Linked DNA regions of Homo sapiens: region 1 is linked to region 2. Evidence: read pairs that join two places in POLR2A ChIA-PET (ENCODE). Cell type or tissue: Caco-2. All regions are shown on one strand. Each heading gives the region's core, and the rest is flanking DNA. Links, peaks and the distances in the headings are about the cores only. Region 1 overlaps LOC107985365 (a long non-coding RNA gene). Region 2 has its middle 7.4 kb from the start of LINC01348.

What was found. ChIA-PET counts read pairs that join two places held together with the same protein. Peaks named below come from ENCODE experiments on the same cell type or tissue, not always from the same donor. Only the 100,000 strongest peaks of a DNase experiment are listed, where the experiment ranks them.
Region 1: POLR2A ChIA-PET joins it to region 2 with 15 read pairs; 5 of 35 experiments call an interaction of 5 or more read pairs at or near these places.

Annotation. Positions count from the first base shown.
Region 1 is chr1:234,849,450-234,854,825 of GRCh38, reverse strand. All of the region lies in intron 2 of LOC107985365 (a long non-coding RNA gene), which reads left to right. Among named protein-coding and RNA genes, the nearest start is that of LINC02961, 92 kb to the right of the region's middle. RefSeq lists an enhancer at 2,990-3,284 and a silencer at 5,330-5,376. In Caco-2, for the core only: no CTCF peak of the experiment used is centred there; a DNase peak (open chromatin) is centred at 2,875.
Region 2 is chr1:235,059,739-235,065,114 of GRCh38, reverse strand. No RefSeq gene overlaps it. Among named protein-coding and RNA genes, the nearest start is that of LINC01348, 7.4 kb to the left of the region's middle. In Caco-2, for the core only: no CTCF peak of the experiment used is centred there; DNase peaks (open chromatin) are centred at 2,484 and 4,254.

The DNA.
Region 1 (5,376 bases), core at 310-5,309, 210 kb after region 2:
TCCTCATTTACAGGTCACTTGTCATGCACAGGTCATCCAACCATCAAGTCTTGCCCCAGTCAAAGAGGATTGGGCCTTCCTGCCTCAGTTAGCTGAACCTGTGAGCTCCTTGAAGGCAGGGTTGTGTCTTAGATATTTTAGTATCCTCAGATGCCTTGCACAGTTAGGGCTGAGAAGAAGGTCAGTCAATATGTGCTTGATTAAGTAAAACCAACCTCTCTGCTCTCTGGAAGCCTGTTTTCTTCTGTTTGGTTTGAAGTGGTTAATGAAGTCTTGGCTTGGGTAGAGCCTTGGCTCTAACTGAGATTCTGTGATCTACTGTGAATTATAGGGATGTACTCTGCAATGAGTCGTGAAGCTTCTGGGGCAGAAAGGATGTGTGGGTGTGCTTACAGAGCAGTCCAACCCTGTCTCCTACCTCGGCCTCAAGCAGTCTAAGGGAGTCTGGTAAGGGAGGCAACCACAGCATTTGGGAAGTTCTTAAGGTCACCGGCTTCCCTCTTTTGAGACAAGTATCAGAAGACTTGAGATTTCAAATGAAATGTCTGCTTATTCTGTTGTGTGGACAGCTCAGGAGTTCACATATGAGTAAAGAGGATACTAACCACCAGCTACTCTCTTCAAACCATGTACACTGTCCATTGCAGTAAAGCATTTGTCTCTGTTTTGGAATAACTTACGAAGTTGATGACCCCTAGGAGTTCTATAAGAATTTTGTCAAGTCATCTTATCAGAAACTTAATTTGTAGGGGTAGGCACAGTGGCTCACCCCTGTAATCCCAGCATTTTGGGAGGCCAAGGCGGCGGATCACTTGAGGATAGGAGTTTGAGACCAGCCTAGCCAACATGGTGCAACCCCATCTCTACTAAAAATACTGTGTATATATATATATCCCATCTCTACTAAAAAATTGACCTGGGTGTGGTGGCGCATGCCTGTAAACCCAGCTGCTCGGGAGGCTGAGGCAGGAGAATTGCTTGAACCCAGGAGGCAGAGGTTGCAGTGAGCTGAGATCATGCCACTGCACTCCAGCCTGGGTGACAGAGCGAGACTCTGTCTCAAAAAAAAAAAAAAAAAGAAACTTAATTTGTTTTGGCCAAGGAAAACAGGGCTTTAAGCACCCTTAAATCAGATTTGCTCTTTTATAATTGTTTTGTCAAAGGGACTTCTCTGCTTTCATTCTCAGCCACCTCTGTCTTTGTCAAGTGGCTCACGCCTGTAATCCCAGCATTTTGGGAGGCCAATGCAGGTGGATCAGGAGGTTAGGAGTTGAAGACCAGCCTGGCCAATATGGTGAAACCCCATCTCTACTAAAAATAAAAAATTAGCCGGGCGTGGTGGTGTGCGCCTGTAGTCCCAGCTAGTCAGGAGGCTGAGGGAGAAGATATACTTGAACCTGGGAGGTGGAGCTTGCAGTGAGCTGCACTCCAGCCTGAGCAACAAAGTGAGACTCCGTTCCCCCCAAAAAATTTTACTGATGAAACTTGGGCCAAAGGCTTGGGCATGGACTTCCCAGGGTAGGGAAAGAGGGAACAGGCAGGGTTATATTTACTCTTATTTCCCTTGTTAAGGCAAGGATGCTTAATTTTAGTGGTGATGACGATAAAAATGATGTTAACTAGCATTCACTGAACATTTGTTACGTGCTTGGCATGGTACTAAGCACTTTGCGTGCATTATCTCACACAATTCTCCCAACAGCTCTACAAAATACACTCTATTCCCCCACCCCGAATTTTATATATGAAGGTGTGAAAGGAAAATAAATCTCAGGACCGCAAAATCACTAATCCAAGGGAAAAGTCAAGCCGGGAACTGCGTCAGGCAAACCTGCCTCCCATTCTATTCCTAAATAAGATAGCTACAAAGATAAAAAAGCTACAGATCCCTTTCACAATTTGCCCACCAGGAAATTCCTTGTGGTCTGCAAGATCTTTACCCTAAAATGGTTCTGTTGAATTACCTGACAATGTAAATGGATAGCTTATCTTCATGGGTGCAGGACAAAGGACAGAACTCAAAGTCATCCCTCTGCTCACCTGAGACAAAAGCATATCTGATTGTTTTTTTCTGATGTAAAAATGAAGGCATAAGTGAATATTCCTCCACCCCCTCACATGTAAATTGTCTATTTAATGAAAAGCTGAACAAAGACTCAAAAGAATGCAAAGTTTGTCTCTTACCTACCCACACCTTTAAAAAATTTCTTCCTTTTCTTCCAATATCTGCCCTTTCCCCTTTAAATAAGCCTTCAAAATCATCTTTGGAGAAAGGCACAGACCTTCCTCCAGGGCATGTGTCCTTAACCTTGGTAAAATAAACTTCCTAAATTGGTTGAGATTCCTCTCAGATATTTTTTGGTTTACAGAGCAAACCGAGGTTTAAAGATGCTGCGGTAGCATGCCCAAAGATCTATCTTAACTGGGGACACAGAAGCAGACTCTCAGATGAGGATTTGTGTGCAGGAGATTTGTAAGGAAGGGCTCCCTGGAGGAACCTGGTAAAAGAGTTGGGGAAGCTGGTCTGGGAAGGGGCCAGGGATGATCTCAGAGGGTGGCTTACACCTGATTCTGCAAGCAGGGATGGCTGCAGGGCCGTGCGCCTGTGCAGTCACACGGGCCCCACACTTAGGCCTTACACTTGGGTTGATGCTCTGCTGTTGTTGCTGTCTTGAAATTCTTCATACTGTTTGAACAAGGGATCTGCTTTTTCATTTTGCACTGGGTCTTGCAAATTCTGTAGGGAGTCCTGTCCCCAGGGCAGCTCTAAAGTATAAGTGCCTCAGAGCTGCCCCACCCAAGGCAAGGAGCTGGGGCTGCATGCTCTCATCATCAGCCATTCATTGGTCATCTGTTAAGGGCTGCCCCAGGGGGACATATGTTCCTGCAGGCTATAGGTTCCTTCTCTGTGCAAGCAAAGCAGCTGTACTACTCTGCAGGCAATACTGCTGATAAAGAGCTGCAGGTGATGGCTGTTGAAAGTGAAAACATTCTTAGGGGCCTCAGGATTCAAACCTGGGGCTGGAGTTTCTAACCCCTCTTCCTGCCAGAGGTCATGTGCTTCCCTGCCCTGCAGTGACGGTGGCTTCAGTTCCGCTATGAGTCCTGGAGTCCTCGGGCTCCTCCTTCCCTTCTTTTTGTCCACTGCTTCTGATTGTGGATAAAAGGGGAAGTGAAAGAATGATAAGGAAGATTGGGCAGTGGTGCAAACTGCTAGGAAAACCATGATTCACCTTCCTGGAGACAGTCCCTCTGGCCTGGGTGGGCCACCCACCGATCCATGATGATGTCGCCATGCCAATCATGCCAGTTCAGCCTTCCCTTCAGATGTGTAGTCCTCAAGTGTTTTCTAACAAAACACACATATATATGTTTTTCTACTTTGTCATCTCCTGTGAATTTCTAAGAAAATGTAATTCTTTTTTTTTTTTTTTGGACAGGGTTTTGCTCTGTTACCCAGGCTGGAGTGCAGTGGCATGATTGTGGCTCACTGTAGCCTCTGGCTCCTGGGCTCCAGCCATCCTTTGGCTTCAGCCTCCTGAGTACTTGGGACCACAGGTGCACCCAACCACACTTGGCTTTTATTTTAATTAAAAAATTTTTTAAATTATTTACTTATTTATTTATTTTGAGATGGCGTCTGGCTCTATTACCAACACTGGAGTGCAGTGGCACGATCTCAGCTTACTGCAACCTCCACCTCTCAGGTTCAAGCGATTCTTGTGCCTCAGCCTTCCGAGTAGCTGGGATTACAGGTGCATGCTACAACTCTCAGCTAATTTTTGTATTTTTTTGCAGAGACAGGGTTTTGCCATGTTGCCCAGGCTGGTCTCGAGCTCCTGACCTCAGGTGAGCCACTCACCTCAGCCTCTCAAAGTGCTGGGATTACAGGTGTGAACCACCATTCCTGAGCTTTTTAAAAAAAATTTATTTTAATTTATTATTTAGTATTTTGTAGAGACAAGGTCTCACTATGTTGACCAGGCTTGTCTACAACTTCTGGCCTCAAGCAATCCTCCTGCCGCAGCCTCCCAAAGTGCTGGGATTATAGGCATGAACCACAGCACCTGGATGAAAATGTAATTCTTACGGCCTTGAGTCTTTGTGTTAAGCTCCTCAAACCGTGTGTTTTAAAGAACTTTTAAAATTTCAGGCTAAAAAATAATAATGACATGTTTGTTCTTGGCAGGCCGGGTGTGTCTGTGCCTATGTATGTAACATGCATATCCTCTATTACTGCAGTGTAAAGATTCACGCAAGTGTCATTAGTTTTACAGTTCTATACAAAGTTTACCAGTTTTAACTCTAGGGTTAGGTTGTTGAAGGCTTGACTGAAGAGTCCTTCCGAATGGCACACTCATGAGCCATTACCAGAAGCTTTTATGGGCAGAGGTGGGCCGATCACTTGAGGCCAGGAGTTTGCGAGCAGCCTGGCCAACATGGCGAAACCCCATCTCTACTAAAAATACAAAAATTAACTGGGCTTGGTAGCACACGCCTGTAGTCTCAGCTATTTGGGAGGCAGAGGCAGGAGAATTACTTGAACCCAGGAGGCGGAGGTTGCAGTGAGCCAAGATTGCGCCACTGCACTCCAGCCTCGGTGACAGAGCGAGACTCCAAAAAAGAAGCTTTGATGGAAGGGAAAACAAGCAGGCATACAAAATGGTCCCCTGAAACACCGCATTTGCAGAGGATGGATTCGAAGTCAAACAGCAGGGACTTTCCTTCTTAAAAATTATGACTCCTGCAAACATGTCCATGGGTTGCTATGCAACAGGCACATCCAGTCAATACAGAGCACATAAATTAGCAATAAACGTGAGGGCGAAATTGCTTTCTGATTTTTTCCACCAGAAACTTCCTGGAAATGTTCAAACACTTCCTGCATATCTGTGCCACGCCTGAAAAAGTGTCCCTCTCTGTTCAGTGGGCACCAGCTCCTAAGAGCGTTTAAAGATCTTGACTTTGAAAGTTTGACTGCTTGTCCTAAGCTGCTCATTCATCCCTGGGTTGCTGTCCTCACCAACTAGACCACGTATGGGAGAAGAGTGAACCAGGTCTCTTCTAGAATGCAATGCCAGGACTTTAAAATTGCTATCCTTTGTCCCCTTTGTGTTCATTATCTTAATGACCCATTACTTACCTCATCTTACCCTCTTCCTCTTATCCTTAGCATTTTTGCAGTGTGCTTACTTTGTCTTTTAATTAGGTCTGATTCATTGGGTAGCCAAGGTGATGCACTCATCCTGCTGAAAAAGAATTCATCCATGTGGTTCATCCAGGGCATCTGGCTAAAACCCAACACACAAACCACTGCTAAACCTCAGCCTTCCTTGCATGGGAAAGCAGCAGAAAGTTCTCTCTCTTTTTTTTTAT
Region 2 (5,376 bases), core at 178-5,177:
TTCATTTCCTTACCCCATCTACTCCACAGTCTACCATTCTCTTGCTGAGGTTACTTACCTGGCCTCTTTCCTCTACACTCTTTTCCACACTCACTTGTCCAGGTGCACATTAATACCTACACCTGACTATCCTACAGATAACTCGAATTCAAGATGGTGGGGGAATAAACTCACCATCTTACTCTATATGTCTGCCTGTCCTTCAGTATTTCTCATGTGGGATAAGGGTGCTATGATTCACCCACTTGTCCAAGACAGAACACCTCGATGTCATTCTTTTTTTAAATTTTTAATTTTTTTTTGAGACAGAGTTTCGCTGTTATCACCCAGGCTGGAGTGCAATGGCGCGATCTCAGCTCACTGCAACCTCTGCCTCCCCTTTTCAAGCGATTCTCCTGCCTCAGCCTCCTGAGTAGCTGGGATTACAGGCACCCACCACAATGCCTGGCTAATTTTTTTTGTTTGTTTGTTTGTCTGTTTTTGTTTTCGAGACAGAGTTTTGCTTTTGTTGCCCAGGCTGGAGTGCAATGGCATGATCTCGGCTCACCGCAACCTCTGCCTCCCGGGCTCAAGCGATTCTCCTGCCTCAACCTCCTGAGTAGCTGGGATTACAGGCATGCGCCACCATGCCTGGCTAATTTTGTATTTTTAGTAGAGATGGGATTTCTCCATGTTGATCAGGCTGGTCTCAAACTCCCAATCTCAGGTGATCCACCCGCCTTGGCCTCTGAAAGTGCTGGGATTACAGGTGTGAGCCACCGTGCCCAGCCAATTTTTTGTCTTTTTAATAGAGAGGGGGTTTCACCACATTGGCCAGGCTGGTCTCAAACTCCTGACCTCAGGTGATCCACCCTCCTCGGCCTCCCAAAATGCTGGGACTGCAGGTGTGAGCCACCGCACCTGGCCTGGATGTCATTCTTGACTCCACTTTGCTGCCTTATTCTATCACTGAGTTCCACCTGCATGGTTCCCTTGGCCAGGGATAACGCCGTTTTTCACCCTCCTGACAGCTCCCATTCTTCCTGCAAAATCCTCACCTGATGTCACTATGGCTGCAAAGCTTCCCCAGCTTCCTCCCTAAGAGAGACGCCGTGGCACTTTTTTTTTTTTTTGAGACAGAGTCTCGCTCTGTCACCCAGGCTGGAGTGCAGTGGTGTGATCTTGGCTCACTGCAACCTCCGCCTCCTGGGTTCAAGTGATTCTCCTGCCTCAGCCTCCTGAGTAGCTGGGACTACAGGTGCACGGCACCACGCCCGGCTAATTTTTGTATTTTTAGTAGAGACAGGGTTTCACTATGTTGATCAAAATGGTCTCCATCTCCTGACCTCTAGGAGGCAGGCCCGATCCGCCCGCCTCAACCTCCCAAAGTGCTGGGATTACAGGCATGAGCCACTGCGCCCGGCCCAGTTGTACTTTTTTGACATATGTATGTCTTCTCTTATTTTCCCCATTGCTCTATTGCCATTCTTTGTTTTTCTGCTGCTCACTTGCTGGATATAAACATCCTGAGAGCAAGAACTGCTTTGGCACATTTCAGTTTCTAGCACAGTGCATAGCACATAGTAGACCCTCAATACATGTGTGGAAGTGAGCCCTCCAATATTCCAGGTAAGTTACAAAGGGGCCTGGTTATTAGGGCCTCTTCATGGCTAGTGATGGTCAAAGAGAAAAATCGGGCAGGAATCCAAGAAGCACGGTAGCCCTCTTTTCCCCTTTTCTAGGCATCTGGCTGTGCCTGCATTTCCTTTTGTGGCCAAAACATCAGAGCTTGAGGTTCAGCTTTGTCATTTCCTGACACTCTGAAACTCTGACCCTCTGAGTTTCATTTTGCCAAAGGACAAGATCCTAGAGGATAATGCAGTCTCGAGCATTCTGTGACCGTCAGACTCCAGGGCCCTCCTCATGCCCACCCTCTCTCAGCAGCGTGCATGAGTGTGGCATGTGCAAGTGTGTGCAGTGTGCCCTGGGTGTGCACATGCTGTTTGCAAAGGCAGACCAAGGTGTCTAGAATGCCGTTTCAGTTGGCCATGACTAGATGCATCCACAGCGGTGTTTCTTTATTGGGGCGATGGCTGAGAAAGGAAATTGCATTGTTTTGGGGCTGTCTCAGGAAGGACATTTGATACATCCACAAAGTTTAGCCTTCCAAGTGGCCTCCACTTTCAGCCAGTGCATTGGTTGGCAACTCCTGGGTAGGAGTCCAGGTTACTGGGGAAGGGAAGTGGAGGGTCTGTAGGAGGATGGGGGTCCAAGAGAGCTGTAGAGCCAGCAGGCTGCCCTTCTGTGCTGTTCCAGGTGAGAACTGCCATCATCACACACTGGGAGGTTCAGTCATGGCTGTTAGCCGGGGCACAAGCCAACAGATGTATCAGCAACCTGAGATGGCATGGCACCTGGATGTGCAGCCCGGAAGGGGTGTGCATGTGGAGGAAGGGACTCGGGCCCAGCTCGGCTGCGGGCCTCCACAGTACCTGTTGGGGGTGGGGCTGGTCTTGAGTAACCCCTGAATGGACTTTACCCTGAAGCCGGTTTGTGTAACTCCCGTAATTAGCTAACTAGGTTAGTCATTGCTTACGCCCTCCTGAGTCCTCAACCTTTTTTTATTTTTTCAGGACGATCTCTATAAACAGGTCATACAATATGCCACACGTTTTCTGCCAAATTCCTCTGCAGATACTTGACTCCATTTTGCGTATTCAGGTGGCTCCAAGGCAGGCCACCTTCTCTTGCTGAGTGTCCTGACCTAGGGGTGATTTCACCGGTGGCTGCAGCCTTTCCCGCCCAACCTGGTTTTACTTAAGGGATAGACTGTGTTATTTTTTATTTTTTGAGACAGAGTTTCGCTCTGTCACCCAAGCTGGAGTGCAGGGGCATGATCTCGGATCACTGCAACCTCTGCCTCCTGGGTTCAAGTGATTCTCCTGCCTCAGCCTCCTGAGTAGCTGGGACTACAGGCACCCGCCACCATGCCCGGCTAATTTTTGTATTTTTAGTAGAGATGGGGTTTCACCTTATTGGCCAGGCTGGTCTTGAACTTCTGACCTTGTGATCTGCCCACCTCGGCCTCCCAAAGTGCTGGGATTATAGGCGTGAGCGACCGTGCCCAGCCTAGACTGTGTTATTTTGTTCACCCATGTATACCTTTATTCACTCCCTCCTGCCCCAAATGTTATTGAACATCGACTAAGCCAGGCACTCTGCAAACTGTATCAATCTAACTGAGGCTCCATCCCCAACCTGGAGAGCTTGTAAGCTAAGCACTATTAAAGGAGTTCCTGTATGAACCAAATCCTGGAGTCCTCCACACAGTTATTGATGCAGAGTTGCTCAGCATCTTTCATAGAGAAAATGCAGTCACATCCAATCTGTCATCAATAATATGAAATACTTATTTTGCTTATATTCAATATCATCAGAGGATCATTCAGAACAGGTGCTACCTAGATTTAAGACTCTTGGTGCTGTCATTATAATCAAAAGCACCTAACGACAGCCCACACATGCTAATGCAAACATAATAATATTAGTGCTTTTGGTTAAAACACGGCTCAGTGAAAGATTTCTGCAGGCCAGACGTAGTATGCAAGTGAAACTTTATTTTTAAACCCTTTGAGTAGCCCAGTGAAACAAGAATACTGTAATAAAGGTTATGTGCAGAGTGGAAACTTATCCCAGGGGTTTCTCCCACAATACACCTCACCTGGGTAAACATACATTTGCATATCAATGCATGGATTACAGACTTTTCCTTTTCTGAGAAAGAGAAGGTACCCTGTTACACACACAGGAGACCAACAGCCAGGAGCTTTCAAGTCCCATGCAATCTGAGAACAGAGGACTTAGGTCTTCAGAGCCCCAGAGGCCAGTCCTCTATAGCAATCTCTCTCTTCTTTCTCTTAGTGCATGGGGATTCTGTTTTGTAACTCGCCCCGCCTTCAGAGATGGCCTACTCCCATCTGGGAGGCTGTGCTGGCTTCTGCAGGAGCCAGCCAGATTTTGAAATTGCATTTGGAGCCAGTCACTGTAGAAAGGCTGGTTCTTGGAGGGGAAGAAAGGTGGCTTTGATAGTTATTGATGAGCTCACCAGGTAGGAATGGGACCTTTCAAATAGGGCAAATTAAATCCCAGGCCTTGAGCTTGGGGCCTGGGATTTGCTGCTGCTGCATTGCAAAGAGCAGGTGGGCAGGCTCTGGGAGTATCAGATGCACAAAGTACAGGTGAACAGGTAACCAGATTGGTATCTCTGCAGGTGCCCTGAGGCTGGGAAACAGCACTGGCGGGGTGGAGAGGCAGCCTGCAACTCGGTGTCCCTCTTGCCTGAAGCAGCCAACAGGTTAACCCAGGTCTGTTCCTGCAGGACTGACATGCGCTGGTTCCAGCCGATGAAAGCAGATGCAAATCAGTGCAATTTCCTCTGCAGCAATAATTAACCCACGGGAACCTTGCTGGAGCAGGTAGTTTCAGGAGAATGGCACTGAAGATGTTGGAGAGAGATTAGCATTTTTCAGCTCTCATCGCAGTGATTTGCGCTGCATTTTAGTGTGTATTCAGTTCCAACTCATTACCATAAAAAAAAAAACCCTCATACATTAAATTGCTAGGCAGGGGGAATCGACTTTGTTTAGGTAGATAGAGAGCCTGGGATGCTAGTGGACATTGCTGGAGAACTGGCCGTGAAAGTGTGTCCTCAGTTTCCTGATTTGTCATGGGAGGAACTTGGCCTCTCCAACCTCTAGAACCAGTCCAGCTGGCAACCTACTATTCTGTTTCCTTCCTTCCTTCCTTCCTTCCTTCCTTCCTTCCTTCCTTCCTTCCTTTTTATTTGAGATGGAGTCTTGCTCTGTCTCCCAGGCTGGAGTGCAGTGGCGTGATCTCAGCTCACAGCAACCTCCGCCTCCCGGGTTCAAGCAATTCTCCTGCCTCAACCTCCTGAGTAGCTGGGATTACAGGCGCATGCTACCATGCCCGGCTAATTTTTGTATTTTTTTTAGTACAGACGGGGTTTCACCATGTTGGCCAGGCTGGTCTCAAACTCCTGACCTTGTGATCCGCCTGCCTAGGCCTCCCAAAGTGCTGGGATTACAGGCGTGAGCCACTGCCCCAGGCCTGTTTGCTTTTATGAATTGGAGGACTGCCTGGGCCCAGGGAAGCCGCTATTCATCTGCCTAAGCTGTAGCTGTTGGATGACACAGGATCCTCATCTCAAGTTGCTTTGAGGACAAGACCACTTTCTTGGGCCCCTCTGCACGTGGGCAGTCCTTCCATGATGACAGCTGCCCTGTTATGGTGGGATTACTTTGGAGGGTGGATGTGGCCCAGGGAAGTGTGTATTCTCAGTGGGCAGGCCTTCTGTTTTGATCATTTTGTAGCCCAGCA